Linked DNA regions of Mus musculus: region 1 is linked to region 2. The links are chromatin contacts, found by POLR2A ChIA-PET in ENCODE. All regions are on one chromosome and are shown on one strand. The core of a region is the stretch at or near the end of the contact, and the rest is flanking DNA. Distances in the headings are between cores, read along the strand shown.

Region 1 (4,909 bases), core at 5-2,504, 43 kb after region 2:
CTGTGCTTCCTTATCTCTGGTTTTACCATTATAGATAATGAAGGGCCAAAAGGTCTATGTTTCTCTCCTCCTCCTCTTCCTCCTCCTCCTCACATCCGGATCCATCCTGCTCCCCAACACACCTACTACTCCATCCCATCAATCCTGCTCCCCACACCTCTCACAGCCCCTACCCCCATTCCCATTGCTGCTGATACTTCCTCTGTTCAGATCTTTTCTTCCCACCAGGACTGAAAACATTCTCTTGATTTCCCTTTGCCTTAGTCTGAACCTTGTTCTAGTCCATCTTCTCATCTTGCTGAAATCCCCTAGTATCTGCAGACTAAAAGCAAGGCTGACAGGGTCCCCATGATTTGGTTTTTACTCACACTGTATATCCTTCCACACCAATCCTGCATTCCAGCCAAAGTTACGTCAAGCCTCTAGATTTCTTTAACGCTACTCGCTTCACCCAGGTGGATCTGGCCAATTTTTAATCCCTCCACTGTGGCTAGAAAAATATCTATTATGATATAATACTTACAAGGGTATCCAACCTTGACATTACAACGTGATGTCATTTATAAATATACTAGGCCACATTCGTAAGTATCCTGGGATATATGTGGATCATAAGCTGCAGGCTAGACATGTCTATATCAGACTGTTTACCAACATATCTCCTTAACTAGTCACAAATAGACTTATTTGAAAGTATGACACTGTCCTATTAGATCTTGTTATCCCCTGCACCTAAATGTAATAATCTTTTATAGTGAGTAAGTGATTGAATGAATGAATGAACGAATGAATGAAAAGATAAGCAGTGAAAACCTTGGTTTCCTTTATGCCTGCTCTAGCCTTTGTCTATAAATGTCCCTGATAAACACAGAAAGATATACAAAACATCGAGTGTACTACTAAGGCTGTCAGTCCAAATCCCTCCCCCACACAGCAACAACTGAATAGCAGACCAACCGCCTAGACATCTGAATCTGGTTCTGTCAAGTTCCTTGTTTTGCTTACTGCAGGTCACCTATATTCTCTAAATCTTGAGTTCTTTATAAAACATTTTTTCTAATTATCTCCAGGCACCAATTATATGACTAAGATGGTATCAAGTTATGAAAATGAACACTATGAATAATTCCCAAACATCAAGAGAAGTACAGACAAAAGCAAATACAAAGCCACTAATACACACCCACGATGTTGCTCTTTGACAGCTTACTGTGTTCTCAGTCCCAGAGCCTGCCCTGGGGAGGCAGCCACTGTGGAGCTGGGTACCTTACGTGCCACGGCTTGTCAGCGGCAGCCAGTTCTATTGCTTGACACGGACACAGATGCCAACACCATGGCAAACAACTTGCCAAAATAAACATTTTCAGGAGACAGGGAGTTAGAAAAACAGATAAAAGCAAAGGGGGTGGGGGAATGTACACAGGAAATCGAAAAGAATGTAAGAATATAAACACACATGCATGGAGATAAATATTTAAGACAAGTAAGTCATTTTTTTTTAAAGTGTATGAACTGAGGTATGGAAATAGAACATATTTAAAGAGAAAGCAATGTGTGTGTATGCTTCCACACATGCAGACAGAAGTTGTGCTTTAAAATGCAAACTAGTCCCTTTGTTGCAAATGTAACCCAGCCCTAGTGTGGGCCCTCTTTCCTTCCTTCTTTTGCTTTCGTTCTCTTTTTCCTCCTTTCTCTCTCCTGAGGACAGGGTCTCCTGTGTGCCTGGCTGACCCTGAACTCCCTATGTGGTTGAGGTTGACCTTCAATTCCTGATCCCCCGACTCTGCTTCCAAGTGCTTGGATTACAGGCATGCACAGCTGATTCTCTTAACGGCAGGAAGCATTTGTGTCAAAAAATGCCCTACATATTACTACGTACACCCAGAACTTTTTTGGAGAAGGCTGCCAGTGCACTTCTAAACTCTGCTCCCTTGAAGTTGCAGGTAGACTTGGAGTGGGGGAGATTGAGGGGATAGCCAGAGGGACTACTATAAGAAAGGAAAAGGTCACATTGGAAGGAAGCATTTGGGAGAAAGTCCTAGGTGCCACGTCCTATCAGAGGCATCAGGATGTGTTGTGAACACTAGAAAGTGAGCCTTCTTTGGGGGGAGGGGCCACTCAATTGGTGTTCAGTGTGCTTCAAACGAAACGGCCTTGGAGTTAGGCATTAACCATTCTAAGGCTGCTCATCCGAGATGGGCTATTGCCTCCCCGAGTAGGAGCATTCTCCTACAACTCAATGATGGCCTCAACTCTGGGAATGGCATTCTCAGTGTGACCCCTGTACTGTGAACACAGGAAGAAAAAAAAGGAGGAACATAGCCTGAGTCCTATCAGCAAGACGAGTATTTTGTTTCTTGGCCTAAAAGCTCAAAAACTTCCATTGACAACCCACTCTAAAAGAGTTCCAATAGAGAGGTAAGCATGGGGTAACATATTGGCTTTACTGCTGGTCAATCTCAAATGATTAAGAACCCTTAAGGATACAGAAAGCCTCAGGCCTCCATTGAAGCTACAAGCAGGCCGTGGTCTACAGAGACTTACAAGAAATCTAAGAAAGAGGTTGCTGTGGGTCTATGAGTAAACTCTCCTTTTTACTCCCACAAAACACATCTGAGCCCTATCTGTGCCCCACTTGGTCTTGGAAGGAAGGCAGGAAGTTTTTAAAGGAAGTTCATGAGTTTGAACTGAAAAGAGCAGATGACACTACACAATGGAAAGACGACTTTGCATCTCTGAAATACAATGAAGCAGACTGAGGAAATTAATCATCTGTAAGAATGAGATACTTCTTATTTTATACATGTGTGTGTTCATGTGTGCTTGTGTGCAGAGGTCCAGAGGACAATTTGCAGGAGTTATTTCTCTCCTTCCACCATGCGGGGCCCAGGAATGATTAAACTCAGGTCATTCAGCTCTGAGCTTGCGGCAAGTTCCTTTTCTCTCTGAGGACCCTTGCTGGCCAGAATGAGCTACCTTTTCATATAAAAGTATAGGTAAGGTAACTTGTATGCATTCTGTCATATCCCCTGCCCACTGCCTTCTCTCAGCACACTCCACCCCCTCTGAACCCCTTCTGCCTTACAAGTTACCCTCCTACTTTCATTAAAAAAAATCCACTGAGGTTAATTAGGGCTGTCTGCATCAGCATGGGTATAGGATTATTTATAGGAGCATGGGTTACACAGCAGAAGAAAAATAACTCCCTACCCCAGCTGCCACCAACTACCATAGCTCCTAGGGGAGTGGGGACTCCTGAGCGCCACCCTTTCCATGATGCGGTGTTAATAGCTCAGGGCAGGGAACCACAGATGATGTGAGCTCCTGAGTGCAATGGCCACTCACGTCTAGAAGACAGCATTTCCCAGTGCTGCTTCTGGTCCTCTAGCTCTTACATATTTTCCACCCACTCCTACACTATGTTCCTTGAGCCTTCGAGGAAGTAATAAAGTGGGCCACTTAGGGCTGACCACACAATGAGCTTTTTTTTTTTAAGCTACTAAGACCTGGTAGTACATGCTTTTAATCCCAGCACCAGGAAGGCAAAGGCAGGCAGATCCCTGTAAGTTCCAGGATGTCCAGGTCTACAGAGTGTGTTCCAGGATGGCCAGGGCTAGACAGAGAAACCCTGTCTCAAACAAACAAACAAACAAACAAACAAACACAGTTTTTGCTTTAAAAAAAGGTAATTTAGAGGGCAGAATCAAAAGGCCAAGGGGCTGAGGTAGAAATAAGATGCCCAGGCAACAGGACAAGATCTAATCAAGGAATCACAACAGGAATGGCCACAGCAACTCTTATGAGAAAGAAAGCATGTAAATGTGTCTTGCTTCCAGTTTCAGAGGTTTCATCAGTTTCAGCATGGCATGGAGCACGGTGGCACACAGGCAGACAGGTGCTGAGAGGTCCATAGCCTGATCCTCAGGCATCAGGAAGAATGTGCTATGGGGCCTGGCTCGGGCTATTGAAAGCTCAAAGCCCATCCAGTGACAAACTTACTCCAATAAAGCCACACCTCCTAGTCCTTCTCAACTAGTGCCACTCCCTGATGACAAAAGCATTCAAATACATGAGCCTCTGGGGACATTCTTACTCAAACCATCACACCTTGTACATACATGGCCCTGTGTTCTATCCCCAGGACTATGGGGGGGGGGGGAATCAATCAATCAATCAGTCAATCAAACAAACAAACACACACATAAAATCCCGTAGCTTCTTAGGCTAAAGGCATAAAGTATCACATACATCCTTGTCTTGCTCTTTTAGGATTCTTACTCTTGGTACTCAGGCATCATGACATAAAAATCATGGCCTTATTCCCTAGCTGAGGTCCCACTGACTGCTAATGCTGTCATTTCAGATCATTCTGACCCTAACCATTTTGTTATCTTAAAAAAAAAAGATTTATTATTTATTTCATGCATGTGAGTACTGTCGCTCTCTTCAGACACATCAGAAGAGGGCATCAGATCCCATTACAGATGGTTGTGAGCCACCATGTGGTTGCTGGGAATTGCTCTCAGGACCTCTGAAAGAGCATCCAGTGCTCTTAACCACTGAGCCATCTCTCCAGCACCCCATTTCATCATCTTTAACCTTTAGGCTACCCTAGCTGATGCTGCACTAGGGATAAACGTCATGGGATGAGCCCTATGCAATTTACAATTTATGAACAAAATAAATGACATACTGATTCAAGCCACTAATTCTGTGGTCATTTGTTACACATCAATCAATAAATGGACCGTCTCAGTTAGGTTCTGGGAGAGCATCTCAAGCAGCAGAGTGGCTGAGGCGGCAGGTCCCTCTGTGTGGCAGTCTATCACGGCTTTGCCAGGCTTTGCAACACTTTCACCCTATTATCCTCAGCTGTGGTGTTTGTTTGTTTGTTTGTCTGTTTGTTTGT
Region 2 (5,596 bases), core at 1,707-4,206:
TTCTCAACAGCACACATACATATAAATGAAAATATATCCCTTAAAAAAAAAAAAGGAAGAAGGCCGGGCAGTGGTGGCACACGCCTTTAATCCCAGCACTTGGGAGACAGAGGCAGGCGGATTTCTGAGTTTGAGGCCAGCCTGGTCTACAGAGTGATTTCCAGGACAGCCAGGGCTACACAGAGAAACCCTGTCATGAAAAAATAAAAAAGAAGAAGGAGAAGGAGAAGGAGAAGAAGACAGGTCTGGAAGTGGTCATACTTCCAAGAACAGCTGCTGTCTGAAGTCCTAAGGAAAATCAGGAACCCTGAGAAAAAAAGGAAAGAGGCCAGCAGGGCACTCTTTCAGAAGATAGTGTGTTGCCAGGACCAGAGGAGAGATCTGAGATTTACCTGCCTCCCCAGGCAGCCACTGCCTGGCACCATCTCTCTTTGCCTCATTCCACAAGTGTTGTCTGAGCTCTGAACCTCCAAAGTAAGTAGCTCAAATGCCTGCGATGTCACAAGGCTGTGATATACTTCATGGAATTGTCACAAAGAACAGTTCTCATGTATCACGTTCAAGGTCGTGGTCAGTGGGGAGGGAGAGGTGACCTAATGTCTTAACATATGGCTACTATTATTCAACTTTTCAGATAAAGAACTGAGCCTTCTCTGTTTTGTCAGGGCTGATAGACCTGAAGAAGCTAACTTTGCTGAACGAGCACAGGAACCATGAATCAATGGGCTGGTTGCCTAATGAGGAAGAAATGGAGCTGTCTAGAAAACCACAGCTGGACAAATTCCCCAAACACTCCCTCTACTCTAGAGATCAAACTGTCACTAAGACTACTGGGTAAGGTTCAGCCAGGTGTCCCGAGGAGAGGATGTAGCTCATCTATAACCAAAGCACTTGGCAAACTATTCAGAAACAGGATTCTAGTTCTGCTCTTTGCCCTGACTTGATACTTGCTCCAGGTCCCATTAAAATTCACTTAATGTTACCCTCTATTCCCAAGGCTCTTCCTAGCTAGCTTTCCTCCATTGATAGATCACGTCCCTAATGGTAATTTCTAAGTAATTTGGCTCATTCCTTGAACATATGGGACAGCAGCAGATCTCTTCTTAAATTTTGATCCCAACTCTCAAACCTCTCTTTCTGCTAGACTTAGGCAGTATATGATTAATGCCTGTGAGATGAAGGAGAGATGAAGATCAGAGTATTGTGAGGTCAAAAGGGAGTGGTCACTGAGACTAAAAACGGGGAATCTGGAGAGGGAAGGGGAAGGCTAGGTCCAGGCTCTGTACCCTACCAACTTTATAACCTAGGACAAGTCACCCAGTTCTGTGTCTTTTGTCTCATGAAAAAATGAAGCTAGATTTTGTAAAGTTCAAGGCGCTCTGAGGATGTTGGGGGTCTTACCATTGTGGCCTGGAGTGCTATTGGAAGTAGTAGAATACTAAGGTAGTTCCTCTATTCTTTAGAGTTCAGAAAGAGTTGGTCATGAGGGTACATGCTTAAAATCTCAGAACATGGGAAGCTAAGACTGGAGGATCAAAAGGTTAAGGTTAGGGAAATCAAGAGTGGTACTGGGATACTAGCAGTGAAGGCATGGGTAGTTCTAATATTTGTCCTTATAACAGAAAATGGTAGTCCTCAGCCCTCAAAGAAAGCTCTCTTTGCAACAGGCAGAAAGAAACTGATATAGAAAGCTATAACCAATCAAAATGCAGAGGTGTGAAGTCCAGTCCCACTGGATAAATCTGTAAAACAACCCCTCCACCTAAGGCGAGGGAAAGACTGTAAGAGCCAGAGATCAGAGGCTTTACTGTGAAATTGTGTGTCCTAGGAGTGTAAGAAGCCACACCCATAGTATCACCAACAGGACTGCCTGAATAGGAGCTGAACAAGGACAGCCATAGATATGCTATTACAGCCCACACGAGAAAGTTCGAGACCATCATGCCTAGCCAATCGATTAGGAGTGTAACTCCAGCAGTCAGGAGGTACAAGGCCAGCCTTGGCTTCAGAGTAAGACCCTGTCTCAAAACAAATACAAGATCTTGAGGAAATGGTGTGGCTAAAGTCAAACTGCCCAGATTGTAATGGACTAAACACCGAGCAAGAAGCTAGCAGACAGACAGGATTTGCCCACTCTGCTTTCTGAGAGTTTTGACTAGAATATTCTTTAGTTTAACGGATCAAGTAAGAAACAATAAAACAGATTAAGGGGTTAGAATCTTGTGCACAAGTGTACCACTTTTGTTAGCAAGCAGGCTACACGCCAGGAACTCATGGATTTAAAAGGAAAACAAGCAAAATTGCCCAGTCCTGAACCCTTAGAGAATCTGGGCTCTATCGGGAAGAAAAATGTAACTTGGCAATTAGAAGTTACAAGTGTGATAGTTCGAGTAAACAAGTAACAAAACAGGTCCAAGAAGGTCGACACGGAAAATACTTGTATGAGGAGCACGCTGGGCTGGGAACCTCGGGTCCAGGGGAGTAAAAGCATACCAGCCAGAGTCTGGAGAAAATTCAAATGTGATGTTTATACAAAATAGTTACAGAATCTAGATCCCTGAAGCACAGAAGGCTGTTCAAATTTGGCAGGACATGAAGAGAGGACCAGAGCAAAAGAGAAGGGCAGTGTCCCTTTAAGGGACGTCAGAGGCCCTGCGGAAGTCTTGCCGATGCTCTGAGCCACCGCCATTGCTGCCCGGAGACAAAAACCAACCGCACCAGAAAAGAACAGTGCACTCCGACGATGACCGGCCGCAGCGGCGCTCGACTAGGGAGGAGCTACCGGGGCTTCCGGGGGCGGGCGCCACCGGTTCACCCCGCCCATCCACACGGAAAGGAAGAGGCGGGCGCCGGGAGCCGTGACGTCAGGAGCCCTTCCCGAAGCCGGCCTCCTGGCCGGAAATGAAGCATTGGTCCCGCCCCCGCGCCTGCTACCTCGCGAGACTTCGTGAGCTCCTCCCTTTTCCCTTTCTGCCACCGCCATGGTAGGTCTTCTCTTGGCCTCCGCTCCATCGCGGAGGGTCGGGGCTCTGCTTCCCAGCCTTTCAGCTGCTTGCTATGGTCCTAGTGGGTCTCCATGGCTGGGCGTAGCCTGCGGGGCGGGATGACCCACTCGGGTGTGGGGCGAGGAACGTGGGGCCGCGTGTTCCGACCAGAGCTGGGATCGCGTGGACGTGCGGGCCCGGGCGGCTGAGCACGCTCTGAGTCCCGGCCTCGGCTTAGCCGGTGCTCCAGAAGGCAAGTCCTCGTGTGCAGGCCTGATCCGGGCAGGCAGGCATTGCTGCCCTCTCCCCGGTCTCCCCATCCTCTAAGCAGGCCTAACCACTTTGCTGTTTTTCCCACGCAGCCATCCAGACTGAGGAAGACCCGGAAACTCCGGGGCCACGTGAGCCACGGCCACGGCCGCATCGGTAAGTGTGCGCCTCCTCGGCGTTTGGCCTTTGGAGTTTTGTTGGAAAGTAGACATCCGTGGGTGGAAGGAAACACTTGCAGTTCCCCTACTTTATGTTGGTAGCGGGGTGAGAGTTAAACACATGCCGCTGGGATGTGAAATGCCGTAAATGTTCCTTCTATCCCCGAGTCTTGATAAATCGGGCTTAGAAACGGATGGTAAACTGAGAGCAGGAATAAGGGCATGTGAGCAGCTATAAGTCACACAAGTTGCTTTGTGTGCCGACAGGTAAGCACCGCAAGCACCCAGGCGGCCGCGGGAATGCTGGAGGCATGCACCACCACAGGATCAACTTTGACAAATAGTGAGTGTTTTGGAAGTGGGGGCTGAAGGGGTGAGTTAGGACGGTGTCTCCCTGGAAACGGGCTTCTTACCATTTGGTATGGCTAGCTTTAGCAAGTAAACGCTGCACTTGAACTGAGGGGACCTGTCCGAGGCTAGAGTCACGCTCAGGTATTGCTTGTTGCCTTAGTGTGCTTAAGTCCTCGAAGAATAACTGCTGACCTTATTCACTGGCTGTGTGGACTTTCTGGCACAGTCAGTCACCAGGTTAGTGACATATGTCAAGTTAACCCATTCAAAGTTACGTTGCACCCTATTTAGGGAATCCTTTAAGGAGTGGGGGTGCTACTGAGTGACCTGACTTTTAGTTCAAAAATTGTATCTGGTGCCTGCTGTGTCAATGTTTACAGTAGTGAACACTTACACTCACTAGGAGACAACTACAAAGATAAGTTTTCTCAGTGAGGCTCTGAAGATGGTTGCCTTCCCTCCCCAGTCACCCAGGTTACTTTGGGAAAGTTGGTATGCGGCATTACCACTTGAAGAGGAACCAGAGCTTCTGCCCAACAGTCAACCTGGATAAACTGTGGACATTGGTCAGCGAGCAGACACGGGTCAATGCGGCAAAAAACAAGACTGGAGTTGCTCCCATCATTGATGTTGTTCGATCAGTGAGTGAACTGACTTGCCATTCGTTTTAAAAGATTTTATGTATATGAGAACACTCTTCAGAGAAAAACAACAGAAAAGGGCATCGGATCCCATTATGTATGGATGGTTGTGAGCTACCATGTGGTTGCTGGGAATTGAACACAGGCTCTCTGGAAGTCCAGTCAGTACTTAGAGCTGAGCCATCTCTCCAGCAGCCTGCCTTGTCACTCTTAATGGGACCTTTAATACACGGTCTTATTTGAAAGCCAAACCTATATATACATTTGGCCATTACCTATTAGAAAATTTTAGTAGAATTGTTGCAGGTGATTGAATTGGTCACATGCTAATAACTCTTCCTCTGCTTGGTTCCCACTTGTTTCCATTTCTAACAGGTTTGCTTTTTGAGGTATATAGTTGGTCCAGAATGGTCTTAAGGCACATCCTGGCTTTTTTTTTTTTTTTTGCAGGTTAAAGTGTTCATTATTTAAGGCCCTATATTGTTAAAAGTACCCCCATCCCCCCCCCCCCCAAAAAAAAAACCACACCAGCCTAAGTGCAGAGACCCAAACCACAGGGAGGCTTTCATGGGCCCATCATTCCTAACCTACTATATTTAGTAGGGTGTAACTGGTCAGGAGTGGGGGGGGGTGTTTGGCCGAGGCTAGAGTCACATCCTGACATGGTGCTTGTCCTGGTGTGCTACAGTTCTCGGAGAGAATCGCTGGTCTTGATTCATTGGTAGGGGCCTTCAGTGTCCCTTCTAGTGCCCAGATCAGAAACATGGCCTATCTGGGCTGGCATATGCTATACTCTCAACTATGGAGGTGTAGTTGGTGAATCTCTATGATCCCATATTGATCTACATTTGAGTTAGAGGCCAGGCTTTACATACCTGAAAAGGGGGAATAAGTCAAGTCCTACCTGAATCTTGGGGTGTTATGTGTCTGATGTATGTTGTGAATCTTTCTATTATAGGGCTACTACAAAGTTCTGGGCAAGGGAAAGCTCCCTAAGCAACCTGTCATCGTGAAGGCCAAATTCTTCAGCAGAAGAGCTGAGGAGAAGATTAAGGGTGTTGGAGGTGCCTGTGTTCTGGTGGCTTAAAAGCCACACCGGAGGTTAATTAAATGCTAACATTTTCCATGTGGTCTTTGCATCCTTCCTTGTCTGCATGTTGGAAATCTGCCTAACATTCTAGGAAGAGGTGAG

The links. ChIA-PET counts read pairs that join two places held with the same protein, here RNA polymerase II (POLR2A).
Region 1: POLR2A ChIA-PET joins it to region 2 with 13 read pairs in embryonic stem cell. The contact joins the enhancer-like site here to the promoter of Rpl27a in region 2. POLR2A ChIA-PET finds 5 or more read pairs at or near these places in 4 of 5 experiments (Patski and embryonic stem cell).

What each region holds. Positions count from the first base shown.
Region 1 is chr7:109,560,744-109,565,652 of GRCm38, forward strand. All of the region lies in intron 2 of Denn2b (DENN domain containing 2B), which reads right to left. Among named protein-coding and RNA genes, the nearest start is that of Snora3, 43 kb to the left of the region's middle. Within about 2 kb of position 1,255, at least 1 of the 3 ENCODE cell types and tissues checked has a DNase peak (open chromatin) inside an H3K27ac peak, as active enhancers do.
Region 2 is chr7:109,516,239-109,521,834 of GRCm38, forward strand. Rpl27a (ribosomal protein L27A) reads left to right here and starts at 2,957. Exons shown (of 5, transcript NM_011975.3): 1 at 2,957-2,984; 2 at 3,347-3,410; 3 at 3,680-3,755; 4 at 4,230-4,404; 5 at 5,363-5,596. The coding sequence starts at 2,982. The coding sequence ends at 5,491. It overlaps Snora3 (small nucleolar RNA, H/ACA box 3), which reads left to right and starts at 3,894; the gene lies at 3,894-4,013. LOC115485611 (a small nucleolar RNA gene) reads left to right here and starts at 5,042; the gene lies at 5,042-5,171. It also overlaps a transcript of Trim66 not described here.